Regions from separate parts of the Mus musculus genome. Here region 2 is linked to region 1. Evidence: chromatin loops called from intact Hi-C (ENCODE). Cell type or tissue: heart. All regions are shown on one strand. Links, peaks and the distances in the headings refer to the core of each region. The heading gives the core; the rest is flanking DNA.

Region 1 (9,772 bases), core at 1,971-6,970:
GCAAAGGCCCTGAGGTATAGCCGAGGGAGACTCAGGCAAATGCAAAGAACTACATATGGGATGGCAGCGAGCTTAGATGAACCAGGGCAGAATAAGGATTAAAGGCGTGTGCCACCACACCCAGCTACCGACTACTCTTCCAGAGGTCCTGAGTTCAATTCCCTGCAACCACATCGTGGCTCACAACCATCTGTAATGTGATTGGATGCCCTCTTCTGGTGTGTCTTAAGACAGCTACAGTGTACTCATAAATAAAACAAATCTTTAAAAAAAAAAAGAAAGAAAGAAAGCCAGGCAGTGGTGGCACACACCTTTAATTCCAGCACTCTGGAGGCAGAGGCAGGCGGATTTCTGAGTTCGAAGCCAGTCTGGTCTGCAGAGTGAGTTCCAGGACATCCAGGGCTACACAGTGAAACCCTGACTTGAAAAAACCAAAATTAAAAAAGAAAAGAAAAGAAAAAAGAAAGCTAGAAATCGCCTGGGCATCCACGACACACCATAGGAGACCTTTCTGAGTCCCTCTGCTCCAAAACTGAGCTGGAGGAATCCTCTGTCCACTCCTATACGTGTTTTCCTGGTACAGTTAGGAAGCCTTTCTCCCCTTAACCATTCCTAATCAGGCACTTGGCCTGGATGGCCTTGCAGTGATGCTTGCCCTCCACCTAGTGGACACTCTAGGAACTACATCCAGAAATGAAGGAAACTTTTTGCTGGGTGGGATGGTGGGGTGTCAGGTTCCAATTCCCATTTCAAGATACACAAAGTTTAATGGTGACCAAGTTCAGAGGAAAGATGGAGAAGATGACAGTTTTGGATGTGTTGGAGATCAGAGGAGGATCCAAAATCAATTGGGCGGGAATTTTTTTTTCTTTTTTTGTTTCTTTCTTTCTTCCTTTTTTTTTTCCTTCCTTTTATCTTTTTTTTGGTTTTGGTTTTTCAAGACAGGGTTTCTCTGTGTGTAGCTATGGCTATCCTGGAACTCACTCTGTAGACCAGGCTGGCCTCGAACTCAGAAATCTGCCTGCCTCTGCCTCCCAAGTGCTGTGATTAAAGGCGTGCGCCACCACTGCCCAGCCTCTTTTTCTTTTTTACATGACAGGATTTCACAATATCGGTCTGGCTGTCTAGGAATTTACTCTGTAGACCAGGTTGGCCTCAAGCTCACAGACATCTGCCTGCCTTTGCCTCCCATGTTCTGGGACTAAAGGCATGAACTACTACAATAGCCCTGGGCAAGTCCTTTTCAGAGGAAACAAGAAAATAAACACAGTCAGATAGGCAGCTTTAGTTCCAGCGCTCTGAGAGACAGAGGCAGGCTGCTCTTTTTTCGTTCCGGGCCAATCCAGGACTACATAAACTACATAGTAAAACTGTCTAAAAACACCAATGAAACAAGAGACAAAGACAAGCGACTAGGACTGGAGAGATGGCTTAGCAGTTAAGAGCACTGGCTGCTCTTCATTATGTAAGAACAGCAGGGCTGGTGAGATGGCTCAGTGGGTAAGAGCACCCGACTGCTCTTCTGAAGGTCCAGAGTTCAAATCCCAGCAACCACATGGTGGCTCACAACCATCTGTAAAAAGATCTGACTCCTTCTTCTGGAGTGTCTGAAGACAGCTACAGTGTACTTACATATAATAGATAAATAAATCTTTAAAAAAAAAAAAAAAAGGAACAGTAATGATGTGCACACCAGGCTAGGACGGATAGCTTTGGCTATTTGTGGGGAGGGTGGAGTGGGGTCCTGAGTTCAATTCCCACCAACCACATGGTGGCTCACAACCATCTGTAATGAGATGCCCTCTTCTGGTGTGTCTGAAGATGCTCTCAACCGCTGAGCCATCTCTCCAGCCTAACTTCTTTGTTTTCTAATGCAGCTGAAAAAGAGTGGGCATTTGAGGATTGTGAAGTTGAGGTGAACCTGGGCTACGTATGGAGAGTCCTTGTTTCAAAAGAGAGAGAGAGGTGAGAGAAGAAAAAGGGGTGGAAAGTCCCAGCCTGCTGCAGCAAACCTGTGATTCCAGCACTTGGGAGGTACAAGCAGGAGAATCAAAAAATCCAAGGTCATCCTCAGCTACATTGTAAGCTTTAGGCTAGCCTGAACTATTCGAAACCCTGTAACAAAGGGAAACAAAACGAAACAAAACAAAACCCTTATTAAAAAAAAAAAAAAAGGCTTCCAGGACAGCCAGGGCTACACAGAGAAACCCTGTCTTGAAAAAAAACCAAAAAAAAAAAAAAAAAAAAAAAAAGGCAAGCGGGGGTGGGGGTGGGGGTGGGGGGTGGGGGGTAGGAGGTGGGGGGTTGGGGGTGGCCCACGCCTTTAATCCCAGCACTCGGAAGGCAGAGGCAGGCAGATTTCTGAGTTCGAGGCCAGCCTGGTCTACAAAGTGAGTTCCAGGACAGCCAGGGCTATAAAGAGAAACCCTGTCTCGAAAAACCAAAAAAGAGAAAAAAAAGCAAGAGACAGAATTGAGTGGATGCAGAGACAGGAAATGAAGCTGCTGGAAAGTCGAATTAGGTATGAGTGGAGTGCACTACACTGACAGTGGGTTAGTGCCAAAAATGGAGATGGTGAATTATTTGAAGTCCTGGTCAGCCATGTGCTTGGCTGGGATTCTAACCCTTGGACAACAGCGTTAGAAGGCAAAATAGAGTTTTGTGGGGGGTTTTCAAAATTGTGTGTGTGTGTGTGTGTGTGTGTGTGTACAGTGTCTGTGGATACCAAAGTTTCCCCCACGCCCACCCTGCACCCGAGCTGAAATCACAATTAGTGGCAAGAAACTCTGGTCTTCTAGGAGACCAGCTGAAAGGCTGTGACCCTCCGGCCCCTGATTTGTTTTGCTTTTGAGATGGGGCTTAGGGTGAGGTGGCGGGCATGCCTCAGGCTGGCTAGGAAATATGTCATCTACATTAGCTTCAAACTCCAGCCTCCTGAACACCGGCGCTGGGATTCCAGGCACAAGCTCAGCCTCCACTTCGTGACTAGGGTAGAGGAGGGATAACAGAAGAGACAGGAGGACATCCACTCTGAACACATGGAACCACACTAGGTCACGCTTCTAGGACACATAGCTTTGACCAGGCCCGTGAACTGAGCATATCACTATACTTGATAACACCTACGGAATTATCAGTGGTGTCCCAGGCTAAGCACACACAGACAGACAACAATGTGCTGACCTACAGTTAGAGAGATAACCGAAGGCAAGCCAAGGACACACACTTACCCCCCAAGACTCGGTGGAGAGAGCCAGGACCTTGTACACCCTGATGGACACAGGAATTTACACATATGCCGTGTGACCGTCAAGGACCTTACCCTACCCCCCTCTGTCTTCTCCAGGTCCCTCACCACCTCTGGCAGGAACAAAGCTGACCTTTGCCCTGTGGCCTCTGGCCTCTCCTCCCACACCCCCTGCCCCAGAGGGAGGAGCTGTTTGAAGTCTGGGCTGCAGCTGGGGTTTCCTGTTGCCTAGAGGAATGTGGGAGGATTGTGCAGGGGAGGGGAGAGGGGCTGGTCTGAAGGAGGGTAAAGTGGGGGCCCGTAGTAGTTTTCACTGTCAGGGGGGCTTCCTGCTACCCTGATCTCCTGGACCCTAGATCTAGCCATTGCATTCGATGGCGGGTAAAGCTGGGACAGAGTGGCTCTAGTCCAGGGCACATCTTGTTCTTGGATCTGCAGCTCAGTGGCTCAGGAAAGTTCAGGAAAGCTTGTTAGGTCCCAGTTTCTTCTTGTATGGAGGAAACTGAATTACTCTATAGCAATTCAGACATCCTTTCTGGAAGCCCCAGAACCTTTGTATTCAGAGAGGGGGCACCCATCGTTTCTCCCCTTTCTATGAATCCCAGGGACTATCAGTCATTGCCGTTCTTTTGTTTTGTTTTGTTTTTTGAGATAGGGTTTCTCTGTGTAGCCCTTGCTGTCCTGGAACTCACTTTGTAGACCAGGCTGGCCTCGAACTCAGAAATCTGCCTGCCTCTGCCTCCCAAGTGCTGGGATTAAAGGAGTGTGCCACCACTGCCCGGCTGTCATTGCCATTCTTATTATAACCTAATCTCTCCTCTACCTTGCCAGTTTTCTATTTATTTATTTATTTGTTTATTTATTTATTTATTCTAGAGGGAGTCTCTCATGTAGCCCAGGCTGGCCTTGTGTACCTGTACAGCTGAAGATGACCTTAGATTTCTGATCCTCCTGCTTCCACTTTCCCTATGCTGGGGTTACAGGCACATACCATTCAGGAACCTGAGTCTATTTTATCCATGGAAACCTGGGCCTCTGACAACACAACAAATAAAGGCAAGCCCAGGTGTGCCTGGATCCCAGTTTACACGGCCTTTAAAACCTTAGGTCCCCACAGTTTTATCTTTACTTTCAAGTAATATTTCCTGGGTCTGAATATACTAGGTTTTGTCTCCAGTGAAACAAACGTGGTTGGAGGAAGCTGACCCCAGAAAGAGGAGAGGCTCTTCCTAGCTCTTCCTCAGCTTAAATCACCGGAGCAGATATGGAGATTGGACACTAGGTGGCAGCAGCATCCCGCATAATAGTTCATGTGCAGTTTGGGGGACCCCTTCCCCAACATACTTTGGAAAGGCTCCATAAGAAAAACCTGTCCCTAAATTCCAGGAAGGCTCTGCTGTGTTTTGTTTCTAGGAATCTGTAACCCTTTGGGGCTACCCACTACTTCTGCAGAGGGGACACCTGAAGCAGCCTGGAGAATTTGGAGCATATTTGGGAAATTCTACCTAACTTCTTTTTCGTGTGCCTTTTGCCACCTAACTAGCCATTCCCCCCGCCCCCTTTATGCTTTTCTTGAATATCGATTAGTCCCATCTTTCCTGGGGCTCTCTGCCACCAGTATGATCTCATCCCAACCTCTGCCTACATTTAATTCAAGCAGTAAGGGTCTTCCTATCCTTGGTAAAGGTGGGTGAGGCATTAGAGATGGGCAGACCTGGGAGTCTCTCACACCCATCAGCACTAAAGTTTGCCCTATGGGCGGCAGTTATGGCAAGACACCAAAAGTTCTGCTTGTGATGACCTCAGAGTTGAGTTTTGAAGCTACAAAGGATCGCTAAAGCACCTCCTGCTTTTATTAATGCCCGTTCTTATCATAATCAGTTCTTGGGGTTACTTTGTCTGCAAGCGAAGTGGCCCCTAGACAGAGGCCTCTCCAGCTGGCCACATGTGCCACGATGCCACATCAGTGGGTGTGCTTTTTAGAGCCTCCCCTGTTACTTGCTTTCTGGAAAAGTTTCAATTGCTCTATAGGTAGGGACTGGGAGAGATGGAGGGATGGTGAAGGTGGTGTGGATGTGTTGTTAGCATAATGTCACCATCTAAACATGTGTTGACTAGCAATTACCCTGCAAGAGCAAAGAAGGCATCAGAAGCAGGTGGATCAGGGAGTAAAGGCATTGCTAGAGAAGCTTAGGACATGGGGCAAGATGGACTAAGTTGGCAGACATTGGCCAAAGGAATGTCAGACACAGTCATGAGTTGGGATCAGCTCAGAAGCAGTCAATAGACAAGTAGCAGGGCAGTGATCACTGCATCACTCATCTGTTTCTTCTGCAAACCTTATCTACCTTAGTGCCAAGGGAGGACACATAGACACAGGGAAGAAAGATCAACAGTAAAGGATGGCGGGGACGCGGGGGGGGGGGGGTGGAGTAGAGGGAATCACCACTCTGTTACCGCCCAAGGGTTAAGGAAGGAAGGAAGCTTTGAAATTATCCAGATGCTGAATCTACCACTTTCTAATCGGGACACCTGGGCTCCGGAACTCTTATATCTAAAATAGAAATAAGGTCTCGTAGGGTTTTTTCTGCAAGGCTCCAAGGACCCCGTGCTGCCCGGGTGCTCAGTAAATGGCAGCCGCGGCAATTCTCCTTTCAGAGCTGTCCAGCCACCTCCCTGGGGGTAACAAAGCCTTCCTCAGAGGCGCACATTCCCATCTGTGGGATAGGCAAGGCAGGGGGCCCAGAGCCAGGGGCTGGAGAACAGATGTGACCTGAAGAGGAGGTAGGTGAAAGTGCTGCGCCCAACCCCCACGCCGCAGCAGGCGCTGGAGAACTGTTGAATTCCGCTCACAAACAATTGTTCAAATTCAGAAGGCATGGTATCTACACTTTGTCCAGAATTTTTTGCGCCCTCGCCGCCCGTGGACGACAATAAAAAGTAGGCGCTGGAAGAACTAAATCCAGGGCTGAGTTTGAGGCGAAGGGCCACGAAATGCGGAGGAGACTGTAGCGTTTCCAGAGCGGCTTTCTTGCCAAACGCCTCTTCTGATAGGAAAAACGTCCCCAAATTGAAAGTGTAGGTCCTCTCGTCTCTCCATGGGCCCTCTCAACGTGTTTGGGACACCCCAGAAAGTCGCAGCCCTTTTGGCTCATCCTCTGATGCCCGATTCCACTCATTTTATTCTCAGACCCCGCCCCTGCGCTACCACCCGCAACCTTGGCGCAGCCAGAGCCCCGAGTAGGGGCCTCGGAACGCCCGGAATGTTCCTAACCCTTGAGGAGGATCAGCAGTCCTAGATAAAACGGGATTCATCCGGGCCAGGGATACTCCGGCATAGGGTCCGCTCCGGGCCGCGCCGTCGGAGCAGCCGGAGTGGCCCCGCCCGCACAGCGCGCGGAGCGGCCGAACAGGGACTACAAGTCCCGGCGTGCTCTGCGCGCGCTCCCCCCTGGGGTTCCGGATGGTGAGCAGCGAAGGTAAGGCGAGCTCGCAGAGGCAACGGCGGCGGCGGCGGAGACGGAGAGAGGCAGGCAGGCAGGCAGGGCGAGGGCGAGAGACGGAGGGAGGGAGCGAGCGAGGCAGACCAGACAGACAGACAGGCGGGCGGGCGGGCCGAGCGAGCCACCCGCCAGGCTGCGCTCAGCCCCGCTCGCAGCGGAGAGAGCAGAAGGCAGGAGGAGGGAGGGGAGGAGGGAGGAGGGAGGGAGAGAGGGAATCCAGCTACCACCACCCAAAGCCAGCGTCTGCTTTCTGTCCTCATTTCCTTTTCCCACCCAGCTCGGAGAGCAGAGAAAGGCAGAGAGAGAGAGAGAAATAGAGACAGGCAGACAAACAGACAGACAGACAGAGCGGGAGGGAGGAGGGCGGCGGAGGAGGAGCAGGAGGACTACGCGGGGCGTCTTCCCTCCCAGGTTTGCAATTGGGGGGTTGGGGCGGGGGTGTCCAGGGCTGTGAGAGTGTGTGAGCGGCTGGGGAAGCGAGTGGGGCGCAGATAGCGAAGGAGTAATCGTGGTGGGGGGGACGCCGCGGGAGCGGGGGGCCGTGTCCAGCGGAGTTAGCGGCGGAGAATGTGAGCCGAGGCGCGAGCCATGCTGTCAGCGACGGCAGGCGGCTCAGGGCTCCTCTACGACTCCTCTTCCCAGCAGCCGGGCGCCCGTGTCGCTGCCGCCGGCGGAAGATAGACGCCCCCCGAAACCCCTCGCCTGGCTCGGACCCACGGAGCCGGCAGCCCAGCACTCCGGTAAGTAGCGCCTCCTGCCCAGCAATAGACGCGGTTGGGGACCGGCCGGCCAGGCTCTTTTGTGCAGCGCACTGTGGGGGGGCCCAGCGCCCCCAGTCCGGTCCGCCGGACCCCGTGGCTGCGGTGCCCGCGGTGCGATCGGTCTTTGTTTCCACCGGGGCCCGCGGCTCGGCTGGGCTCGGCTCGAAGCCTGGCAGGCAGCGCCGGGAAGGGGGAGGGGGAGGTGGACGGGGAGGGGGGGCGGGGAGGGGGGGTTCTCGGGTTTCCTGGCCGCCCCGCGGCTCCCCCGGCTCGGGGGCGAGGTGCGCGCCCAGAGCTGCCGCGCACCCCCTCCTCCTCCCCCTCCCTCCGCCTTTGGATTTAAAACTGCAATTTGCTCTCCAGCTTGCTGAGAATGTGGGGGGGGGGATGTAGGGGGACCGTGGGAGCGGAGAACAAGGCTGGATTTTAGGATAGGCGCTGGGAAAAGGGGAGACTGCGGAGGGAGGAGCCCCTCCCCTCCAGCCCCCAAATCCCAAGGTTCCGTTGGCGCTCTGGGAGTTGAGGGGCGGGGACCTAATGACCCGGAGGGGGTGTGGGGCGGAGGAGGGATTTGGGGGCGGCCTGGCCAGAGGGGTTGGGCCGCGTGCCCGGTTACCTGGCGAACAAAGTCGGCTCACTTTTGCATAAATAAATAAATAATCGTGTATCAATACGTTTCCTCTAGGGCTCTGATTGAATCGGCCCCCTCTTCCCCAGGGGGTGGGGTGCTGAGTGACAGCTGTCAGCCCCCTAGGTCGGGAGCTGGGGTGAGCTGCTGAATCTCTGCTTTCTGGCTGAGGGCGCCTTCCCTGGCTGGGTCTGGGTCCCTGGGCAGAGCCAAAGGGGCAGGGGGCTGGCTCTGAGACTAGGAGATAACCTTGTTTCCTGTTCTACAGGAAAAGGGACAGCAACCCAGAGTTTGGGGGCTGGGGACGAGGACTGATGGGAGCTGGGGGGGGGAGGGTTCCCCAGCAGCCTGACCCCCCCAGCCTCCTGCCAGGCAAAGGGGCCAGCTGAGGGAGGAAGGATGTGGGCCTTGCTGGCCGGAGGCGGGAGCTGGGGCTGTCCCTGAGGCGGGCAGCGGGCACAGATCGCACAGAGCAGGAGGAGGGAGAGAAGCGGGGGCGGGAATTCTCTACCGCAGACCCTAGGGGCCAGGGCCAGATGTGGAGGGGTGGGGAGTCTCCCCTCCCTCCCAGCTTGGGGGCCCTGGGGCTGGGCTGGGAGGGGCTGAGCCTGGTGCCCTCGGTTCTGCACCAGTGCTTGACTGGCAGGGCCAGCTGAATTTGGGCCCAGGCGTCACCCTGGGAGGCAGGGCTGGGCTGCACCAGCCTGGTCCCTGAGCACAAGGAGGGACCCTTGGGGGGCCTGTGCCTGTCTGGCTGGGCAGGCGTTTCCCGCTGGACCAGTTGGTGTCAGGCGGGACTTGGCCCCAGCTCCCTGGGCTGAGCTCAGGGTGTGAGGACAAGCTTTGCCTCCGGGTCAGGGTGGCCACATTCTGTCCGCTCTCGCTGTTGCCGCTGGCAGGGCAGGGGCATGAGCCCAGGCCTGGGCAGAGTCCTGCCAGGAGCATTCGGGGTGTTTCTATTGTTGACTTGTCCCCGTTCAGTGTGGCCCGGTGTGTGTGTCTGTGTGCGCCAGGGCTGTAAGTGAAAGATTACCAGTCTGTTCATCCCCCCCCCACCCCCCCCACCCCCCCAGCATGGGAGGAGCAGGCAGGCTCGGCTGTGGTGTTCAGCTGTGGAGGGACCCTCGAGGTAGCACATGCATGCCACTTGTTAAATCGCCTTCCTTTGAGCAGATGTATATTTATTTTTATTGTAATGGAAAAACCAAACGGGATAGTAAGTTGAATTCATTTCCCCTGTGTTGATAGCTGGAGTAATCCCCCGAGACTGGTGAACTTCTGGCCCCAGAGCACCCACCCTTCAGAGGTGGCAGTGACTAGAGAGGGGATGGGCATCCACCCAAACCTGTGACTCATCTCCCACTTGGTTTGGCATGGGAGCAGGTGCCCAGGTGGGGCAGACATTGCCCCCCTCCCTTGGCATCTCCAGGGTGCTGTTTGACCATTCAGGCACCTCCCTGGCCAGTGCCTAAGCTGTGCCTGTGCCCCCCCAGGGACAGTCCCCTGGTGGGCTTTCTTCTCCGCCTGGGCTGCAGGCCCACGTGCTGATATTTATTTTCTGTACTAAAATCCATTTTTAATGCCGTTACTTTTGAAATAATATAGAGAGAAACAAATGTGATGGGTTTAAGTT
Region 2 (9,772 bases), core at 1,786-6,785, 110 kb after region 1:
GAAGATGGTGGGTCTCTGTGAGTTCAAGGCCAGCCTGGTCTGTATAGGGAGTTCCAGGAAAGACAGGGCCACACAAAGAAACTCTGTCTCGAAAAACCAAAAAAAGAAATAGGGTAAGGATGTACCCCAAGGAGCAGAGCCCTTGCCTAGGAGAGCCCTAGGTTCAATCTCCAACAACACATGAACTAGACATGATGGTGCCCACCTTCAACCCCTGCACTTGGGAGACAGAAGCGGAAGGTTCAGAGACTCATGGTCGTCTTTAGGTTATAGACCCAGTTTCAGGGAAAGCCTGGGTTATATGAGACCCACATGATGGAGACAAAGAACTGACCACCTCAGGCTGTTCTCTGCCCTCCACTCAAGTCCTCTGAGGCATGCTGCCCAAACAGACTGAATAAATCGCATGGAATTTTTAAAAAAGATTTATTTATTTATTTATTTATTTATTTATTTATTTATTTATTTATCTCTTGTATGTGGGCACACTGTCGCTGACTTTAGACACACCAGAAGATGGCATCAGATCCCATTACAGATGATTGTGAGCCACCATGTGGTGGCTGGGAATTGGATTCCAGACCTCAGTGCTCGTAACCACTGAGCCATCTCTCCAGCCCCACATGCAATTTTAGTTCTTTATTCACTCTTTTCTGACAACTTGAGAAAGCTGTACATTGGCCAGGAATTGAACCTGGGCCTCCCGGGTGGCAGGCAAGAATTCTACCACTGAACCACCAATGCTTCACTCCACATGCAATTTTTTTTTTAGATTTATTTATTTATTATATGTAAGTACACTGTAGCTGTCTTCAGACACTCCAGAAGAGGGGGTCAGATCTTGTTACAGATGGTTGTGAGCCACCATTCCACATGCAATTTTAAAAGAAAGAATATTCTTGGTGTCAGAGGAAGCCTAAGCATTACATATAGGGACAGCTGGGGACCAAAGCAGTCGTTGAGGTCTCACAACACCTCTGTGAGATGCTCTGATTTCATCCATAGCCCAGAAGTGGAGAAACTAAGAGAGGAATCTGCCTGTTTCAAACTCCCACAGCTGGCAGGTGGTAGGGGTGGGGCTGGAGTCCTGTGTCATCTGCTCCTTTCTTTGTACCTTATAGGAGCTTGAGCAGAGGACATGCGGGGGCCACGAGGAGAGGAGAGGGCAGGAGGTGAGGCCAGGTCATGGGTAGCAGGGTTGCTTTGGTGAGAAGTACAGTTTTACCCAGAGAGCACTGAAGAGCCATTCAAGGGGTGTGGCTGAAGAGGTGACTGAGACATCTGTCTATTTTCAGAAGTGCACTTCATTTATTTATTTTATTTTGAGGTGTGTGTGTGTCTCAAGACAGGATTTCATTGTGAATCTCTGGCTGTCTTGAAATTTACTATGTAGACCAGGAACTTGCAGAGAGCCTTCTGCCCCTCTGCCTCCCAAGTGATGGGATAAAAGGAATGGGCCACTATGCCCAGTTTAGAGGTGCGTTTTAGAGAAAGACAATCTGGGAGGAACTTGGTACAAAAATCTAATAGAGGTGCTGGTCAGATGGTTCAGCAGTTAAGAGCACCGACTGCTCTTCCAGAGGTCCTGAGTTCAGTTCCCAGCAACCACATGGTGGCTCACAACCATCTGTAATGGGATCTGATGCCCTCTTCTGGTGTGTCTGAAGACAGCGACCATGTACCCACATATATGAAATAAATATGGCCGGAGCAGGGCTGGAGCAAGCGGGGCTGGAGCAAGCGGCACCGGAAAAATTTAAACACACGCACAAATCAAAAACAAAATAAAACAAAGGAAAAAAAAATTCAAGAGAAAGAGCAGTGCCTGAGGCAGATGAGATGTTTTCCCAGGTAAATGTACTTAGGGCTAAGGGATAAAGGCTTGACCCCGTAGGTATGGACCCGTATGGACCCATACTCACCCCTCCAACTCTCTCCTCTCTCTCTCTCTCTCTCCAAACACACATGCCTCTAGGAATAAAAAGATCTGGGCCGGATGGAGCTTAATTGCTGCACTTTGGATGTGTCTGGAGGAGGAAGGTTCTAGGTCACCCTCCTTCTGCTACACGTGGCCAGCCTGTGCTTATTAAGAGGTGGAGAGGAAGGGGTACACTGGGGAGACACCAAGCAAACATTGGGGTTCCAGTGGGGACCAGTTGGCTCTTGCAGATGAAATGGGGGGAGGAGTGAAAGGTGGTGTCCCTGGTGGCTTCCATACTGCGGAAAGAATGTGGTAATTGTTCTTTGCAGTAGTTCAGAGTGGGGACCCTCACTCGCCCGCCACCTGCCTAGCTTACCCAACAAGATGCTTTATTCTCCAGACGTTCATGTGCATCCCTCAGCCATTTGTGTATGCATTCAGCCACCTTAATGGATCACTGAGTGGATGCTGGCTGCTGGGCTGGGAGCTGGGGAGACATCATTAGCGGTACACTGCTTACAGCCTCGGGTATGGATTGGAAGTCTGGCTTTGCAGCCGACTTGCGGTGAGTCCTGGCTCGACCTTCAGCTTACTATGACTTAAGGCGAGTGATGGGACCTTTTGGGTTCTTTTTGTCATCTGTAAGATGGGGACGTTAATGGCACCTATATGGCTAGAGTGGAGTGTTAGCTGTCATTGTTTCCTTTTCAGGAAGGAGACAGATCCCACAACACACTTTAACCGTTTCAGTTCGACAGTGATAAATATTCCAATGAAGCCCATAGGGACTGGAGGGAAGGACAGGCTTCCTAGAGTGATAGTCAGCTGACCTAGGCTAGCCTGGGCTCCGCTGCTAGGGAAAGCAGGAGGTCATAAGTCTAGTGCTAGAGGGACAGAGAGGAGGTAGGATGGGGGAGGGATGGGGGAGGGCTGGGGGAGGGGGGCTGAGCGATCAGGGTTTCTGCTACTTTGCCTCTTTGAACCTCAAGGCAGGGAAGTGGGTTAGAGAGACACACTGCCCCATTTTACAGAAAAGACACTAAGGGCCAGATTGCACAGTGACTTAGCAGGTCTGTCTGTGAGGTGGTGGCTTAGGGGGCTGGAAGAAACAGGCCTGAGAAGAGAGGCCTTTGTCCCAGGGCCTGCTGGGATGAGAAAGGCGCAAGCTGGAGCTGCAGATGACCACCAGCAGCTGTGGTGGCCAGGACCACATTCCTTCCCCTGGCAGTGGGGCAAGTCCAGGCTTCAGCAGGGGCCTGGAATTCTCTTCTGGTCTTAAACCAAAACAAAAGAAAACAAAACAAAACCAAGGAACTTTAGTCCACATTAAGTTGTGCTGTGACTTCAAACAGATACAGCTCTGAACTGTCCTTCCTGGCCCTAGATTCCCACCCCCCACCCCCACCCCGCCCCAAGTCCCCAGGATAAACCTCCCAGCAGTGGGACTTCTGGGAAAGAAGAGGAAGTCTGGAGTTGGAGTCCAGACTTTGTGGTGAGTCTTGGCTCAGCTTCTCCAACTTGCTGTGTGACCTCATGCAGGTCATTAGCCCTCTCTGGGTCCACCAAACTGAAGGAAGGGAGGGTGGGATGATATAAGTGGGGTGGGAGTCCAACAACTGGCTCCAGCCAGCTGCAGCAGCTTTGTCGATCTCCAAGTTGGAGTTCTTGGGCCTGGTTTTTTTTTTTGGGAGGGGGGGCAGGGGGGGCAATTGGTGGGGGTTGCTATTGGTGGTGGTGTCTGGAAGCAGGAGACAGACAGCCTTTCATCCTTGCTGGCCCAGGGTCTGGGGGCAGGTTGGCAGGCTCCATATCCCGAGATCACGTTTCAAGCAAGAAGGGGCCTTCCTGTGACCTCAGCCGGCCAGCCTTGTCCCTGCCTTCCTCCTCCATCCACACCAGCCGGGAGACAAGCAGCATCCCACCCAAGGTCACTGGCCAGCAAGTGGCTGTCCTTCTGCCTGCCCTTCCCTCCCCTCCCGCTGGAGCCAGCCCCCACCCCCGCAGCAGCTTCCCCCTGCAAAGCCCTGGTCTCCTGGGCCATTAGGAATCTGCCAGGCGAGGCGTGGTCTTCTTCCTCCCTTTTGCTTCTTGGCTTGCTTTCCCAGCTCTGCAAAAGCCTCTGGGTGCGTGTACAGGAACATTCTTCTTTAAAAAAAAAAAGAGGAGGGGTTGGGGGACCTCAAAGAGAGAGAGAGAGAAAGAGAGAGAGAGAGAGAGAGAGCTCTGGTTTGGGTAGAAAATCAACCGGCTCCTTAATCCTTGCCTGCAACCTCTGCCTTCCCAGCCAGCCTGTTGGCTCTAGGCCCTGGAAAGAAGGCTCGGCTCCAGCAAGAGGCCTAGACCTGTCCCCCGCCCGCCTGCCCGCCTGCCCGCCCTCATCCTTGCCACCTCCTTCTCTTTCTGGGGTCCGCGTGTCTTTTGGAACCTGCAGGGGCTCAGCAGGGCTGAGAACATGTGGGAGCTGCAGAGGGGGCTGGTGGGAGATCTCATGGCCCTGCCCACTTGGCCATTTTCTCCAGACCAGAGGTTACAGGATCTGCATTGCTCACCCTAGCCCAGCCCATCCTTCCTCTTCCTGCCGTCAGTTGTTTCTCTATGAATCACTCACTGGTCTCTCCACTGCCAGTTCCCCCAGGGCCATCACCTATATGTTCCTATCACTGCTGTTGCCTTGTACAGGACTTGTCTGCTCCTGCTCCTGCTCCTCCTCCCCCTCCTCCTCCTCCCCCTCCTCCTTCTCCCCCCCCCTCCTCTCTCCTTCTTTTTGGTGAGAGCCATTTACTTTTTTGTTTTTGTTTTGTTTTGTTTTGTTTTGTTTTGTTTGAGACAGGGTTTCTCTGTGTAGCCCTGGCTGTCCCAGGACACTACTCACTCTGTAGACCAGGCTGGCCTCGAACTCAGAAATCTGCCTGCCTCTGCCTCCCAAGTGCTGGGATTAAAGGCGTGCGCCTTTAATCCACCACCGCCCGGCCGCCGTTTACTTTCATATTCTAAGTCTTCGCTCTTCGGAAGCCTCAGCACGATGGCAGCCAATGCCCTACCCTTTGCTCCAGCTGAGGACGCTTTAATTATGTGGGGTTCCCACATCTGCTTCTGTGCCTTATGCGTGTCTTGAATGAATGAATGCAAACCATAAATAGATCCTCCCCAGATATTCAGAGAAATCTTGCAAAGGGCCATTTGGCAATGGCGTACCCCCATTAAAGGCCTTTGGTGCCAATGAGGAAGGTGGTGCATGCATATAATCCCAGCATTCAGGAAGCCATGGGAGTGGGACTGTCCAGAGTTCAAGGTCAGCCTCTACTATATAGCCCAGCCAGGGCTATACTAGTAATACCCCTTTCTCAAAAACAAAACAAAACAAAACAAAACAAAACAAAAAAACAATTCAGGCCAGCTCAGACCTTGGATCTGGCACAGTGGATAAGGCTGCTTGCTGCCAAGCCTGATGACCGAGTTCAACTCCCACTTGCTGGAAGGCTATGGGCCCCTCCCATTTATGATAAATTCATGTAACTCAAAACAAAAGCAAAGAGCAACCTTCCACGAGTGCGTGCCCTGCACTCTCACCAACACAAGCCTCCATCTCTGCCTCTCTAGGCATCAGCCCTGTAGAGGCTTTCTTTTCCCCAGAAAACCATTTCTCTCTTGCCCCTAGACTTCTGCCCATGCGATTCCCTCTGCCTGTATACTCTTTTACTTGCTTATGGCTCTCCCATTACCCAAGGAGTGCACAGAGATTACCATCAAAGCAAGGCGACTTCTCTCTCTCTCTCTCTCTCTCTCTTTCTCTCTCTCTCTGTGTGTGTGTGTGTGTGTGTGTGCGCGCGCGCACGCGCGTGCATGTACTGGGGGACTCAGGTAGGCTAAGCAAACTCTACCACTGAGTGACCCCACCCCATACACACCCTTTTTACTTTGTATTTTAAGAGAAAGTTTCATTAAATTGACTAGGGTAGTGTGAACTCACTCTGTTGCTTGTCCTTGAATTTGCAATCCTCCTGCTTCAGCCATGACCGCTAGGCCTCAGATGGCCTCGAACCTGCTAGAAGTGCAGGCATTCTCCACTCTGTTGCCTATTTAGAATGTGTGTGTGTGTGTGTGTGTCTGGAGATCAGGAGCTAACTTGCAGGAATCATTTCTCTCCTCCCACCACGATGAGCTTAGGGATCAAACTCAGTTCCTCGGATTTGCCAGCTACCTGGCAACCATTGAATTGTCTCTTCTTGCTTCTAATACAGGTTCCAGGTAGCCCAGGATGGTCTCAAACGTGCTATGTAAAGAGGAGGATGACCTTGAACTCTTAATCTTCCTGCCTTCATCCCTGCCCCCTCCCCCTGCCTCCCCCCTTCCCCCCCCCCCCCCCAGTGAAGGAATTATAGCACTATAGCATAAGCTACTGAGCCCACTCCCAAGGCTTTCTTTGGTTCTTCGGTATGGCTTCTTTCTCATTAAGAGACACTCTCAGACAGAGGCTGGCTAGATTGATCCTGGGTCACGGGTGCCCTGCAGAAGCCTCTACAGGAGCAGACAGCAATCTATGCTTATTAAATGAAGAGACTGGGAAAGGAGGTCAAGTTCAGGATTTGGGCTTTTTTGGGTGGGGGGAGGGGGCAGAGGATGGGTGCTGGGGAGTGAATTCAGGTCTTGCTGGGGCTAAGTGCTTTGTCCATGCTATGGCTCTGGGCTATACACCTCAGGTGCATGCAGGATTCTGAAGGCAGGAGGAAAAAAACATAACATGTTTTTGCCAAGGGAACAGAGTCAGGACAGACAGACAGATCTCTCTCCTCTCCTCAAGGCATTGAGCAGAGCCAGGTACATATGGGCATCATGTCAACTGCTGTCACTATTATCTCTTCCTTGAGCCTTTTGGTCACAGTCACATCAGACTTTTTTTGTTGTTGTTGTTTAATCTGCCATCTTCCTTAGTTCTTACCAAAGCCCAAAGAGCCAGGGATTGGTTGTTGTCCCTTTTGCTAAAGAAATGAGATGGAAGCAGGACGAACGGTTTGCTAGGGTTGCTTGCTGGTTAAGTGGCAGGCACGGGGTTTGAACCCAGGTCTCTCTAACCCTGCCGCCCACCCTTGTTCCCTGCCTGGAGCACCTGCCTGCAGGAGGAGGAAGAGAAGAGGGTGGCACATGGGCATAGTGGGAAGGCAGGGAGGCTCCACCGAGCTGGGGCCTCCGAGGGAAGCAGAGCAGCAGGCAGTTTCTAGGGCTTTCATTTCTGTCTGTCTCTTCCAAGCAGGTGAAAAACCCCACGGAGGGCCCTTCTCTCATTCCCCCTTCCCACCTCCTCCTCCCAGCTGCCTCTTCCCCCACGCTGGGAGGGGGGAGGTCAGGTATGCCGCTGGGGATGCAGGGGGGAGCTGAGTGAGGAGGTAGGGGTGCATCATTCCAGATCCTTCCCCTCTAACACCCCCCTTCCCCATCAAAGGCGCTCAGGGAGGCGAGAGCATTCCAGGTGGAAGGAATGGCGCAAAGGCAGCAGATTAAGGATGTGGAGGCGGGGAACGCCTGTGAGCCAGGCTGGAACCGAGGTTTGGGGCCCCCTGGGATTGCTCAGTGAAGAAGAACTTGCTGAGAGAGAGAGAGAGAGAGAGAGAGAGAGAGAGAGAGAGAGAGAGAGAGAGAGAGAGAGAGAGAGAGAGAGAGACAGACAGACAGACAGACAGACAGAGAGTGAGACAGAGAGAGACACATACAGAGACAGAGGAGGAGGAGAGAGAGACAGAGAGGGGAGGGGGAGAGAGAGACAGGAGGGAGGGAGAGAGAGAGACAGAGAGAGCTGTGTACCCAGCAAGAGCCAAGGCAGCAAGTGCCCAGGATGCCAGAGGAAGGGGAGCGGCAGGGACTTTCTGGCTCTGATCATGGTGCTCCCCACCCACTTCCCCACAGATAGGGTTGGGATGCAGGAGGCAGGAGAGGTGATTCTTTTGGGTCCCTCTGTTTTGTAGCTGGCAGTGCTAGTTCTGCATCAGACACAACAATGGCTCAAAGCTCTTCAAGAATTCTCACATTGCATCTTTCTCTCCCTCTACAAGATCCATATTAATGTGCTCCATTTTACAGACAAGAAAACTGAGGTATATAATTTAATGGAAATCAGAAAGCATGTTTGGGTTGTCTGGCTAGTTAGTTTTGTGGTTTTGCTCTTTTTGAGACAGTCTTAACAAAGTAGCCACTGGCCTCAAACACTCCATCCTCTTACCTCAGCCTCCCAGGGCTGGGATTGTAGGTGTCCTGCACCCAGCTCCAGACTGTGTAAGAGGCACATCTAAGAACTGATCTCTGGTCTGTTTCTACAGGTGGCAATTTTGCCTGTCAGATGGATGGGCTGTTCTCCCAAAGGGTTCCTGTCCCCATAGCAACGATGACAGGAAGTCCCTGGTGGACTGCACTTTAGAGTTTGTGCCTGCCTTATTGCCTGAATGCCTCGAGGCTTTATCATCCCTATTTCAGAGATAAGGAAACTGAGGCTCCTAGGATGGGTCTGACCTGGCTGAGATTACAGAGCTCCTAAACAGCAAAACTAGCTAGACATTCTTTTCAACTCCCCCACGGGGGAAGAGGGTCAGTTTCCTGCTCTTCTCCCGGAAATGGCAGTCCCATTGTGCTGTGGTTTTTTTGAGACAGGGTCTCACTAGGTGTCAAAGGGTGTGACACCACACCCAACCAGTTCAAGGACATTTTTTTAGAGCTCTGGGAGAGGCGCTGGGTGTGGCCTGGCCACCTGGGAGCTGCTCTAGGCATTAGGTCACTTTGATTCCAAGGGTAGAAGAGGGAGGGTTTGGCCACCCTGGGTTCAATCCTAGCTAGTACTTCCTGACTGAATGTCCTGGAGCTAGGCACTTGGCTCCTCTGTTCTTCCTTGGCCTCATGGTTAACATGAGAACAATAACAGACAAGTAGACTTGTAGGGACTGAGGTAATACATACGTGTACAGCATTTGCATTCGCATAAACTCAGCATACAGTAAGTGCTGATTAAACATTGGAGAGTATTAATATTGCTACTCTATGTAACAATACCTTTTCACAATGCAAGTTGCTTAGCTAGCTACATCATCTCCACAGGAGATGCCAAGGTTGTCATTGGACAAACAGGGACCCAAATCTTCATTTTTCCTGCAGGGAGCATCACTGCTGACACAGACATATTAACAATTTTTATTTGTGTTTGGGGCAGCATCTCTCTGTGGAACCCAGACTGTCCTAGAACTCCCTGTGTAGACCAGGCAGGCCTCGAACTCACAGACATCAGTCTGCCTGCCTCTGCCTAAGTTGGGGCATCAAAGGCATGCCATACTAGGCCAGATTTGTTGTTTTGGTTTGGTTTGGTTTGGTTTGGTTTTGGTTTTTTGAGACAGGGTTCCTCTGTGTAGCCCTGGCTGTCCTGGAACTCACTTTGTAGACCAGGCTGGCCTCGAACTCAGAAATCCGCCTGCCTCTGCCTCCCAAGTGCTGGGATTAAAGGCGTGCGCCACCACTGCCCGGCTATGATTTGTTGTTTTGAAACAAAAGCTTTCCTAGGATGTCCTTGAGTTCATTCTGTAGCTCCGGTGATTCTCCTGCTTCAGCTTCCAAGTACAAGGATTACAATTATGAACCACCACACTGGGTTTAATAACCATAAACATTGTCAGATCTGCTATTCCCACCCAATAGCTGCTGATATATGGCAATTGCTGTGCTGTTTCAAGTATACCGTTTCCTTTAAATGTTTTTGAGACAAGAGTGCATGCAGTCCATGCAGCTGAGGACGACTTTAAATTTCTTTTCTTTTCTTTCTTTTTTTTGGGGGTGTGTGTGTGGGGCAATGATGACAGGGTTACTCTGTGTATCCCT

What was found. Hi-C counts contacts between places; a loop is a spot of excess contacts. Peaks named below come from ENCODE experiments on the same cell type or tissue, not always from the same donor. Only the 100,000 strongest peaks of a DNase experiment are listed, where the experiment ranks them.
Region 2: it touches region 1 in a loop (2.0-fold over the local background); 4 of 42 quality-filtered maps call a loop at or near these places.

Annotation. Positions count from the first base shown.
Region 1 is chr4:133,004,798-133,014,569 of GRCm38, forward strand. It overlaps Ahdc1 (AT hook, DNA binding motif, containing 1), which reads left to right and starts at 6,709. Exons shown (of 7, transcript NM_146155.3): 1 at 6,709-6,726; 2 at 7,393-7,490. It overlaps Gm36599 (a long non-coding RNA gene), which reads right to left and starts at 3,355. Exons shown (of 3, transcript XR_390813.3): 1 at 3,231-3,355. In heart, for the core only: a CTCF peak has its summit at 4,527 (motif pointing right); DNase peaks (open chromatin) are centred at 3,464, 5,034, 5,944, 6,744 and 1 weaker place; H3K4me3 peaks cover 2,352 bases; H3K27ac peaks cover 2,708 bases; H3K27me3 peaks cover 695 bases.
Region 2 is chr4:133,113,823-133,123,594 of GRCm38, forward strand. n-TGgcc1 (a tRNA gene) reads right to left here and starts at 744; the gene lies at 674-744. In heart, for the core only: a CTCF peak has its summit at 3,854; DNase peaks (open chromatin) are centred at 3,099, 3,459, 3,929, 4,349 and 1 weaker place; H3K4me3 peaks cover 829 bases; H3K27ac peaks cover 3,652 bases.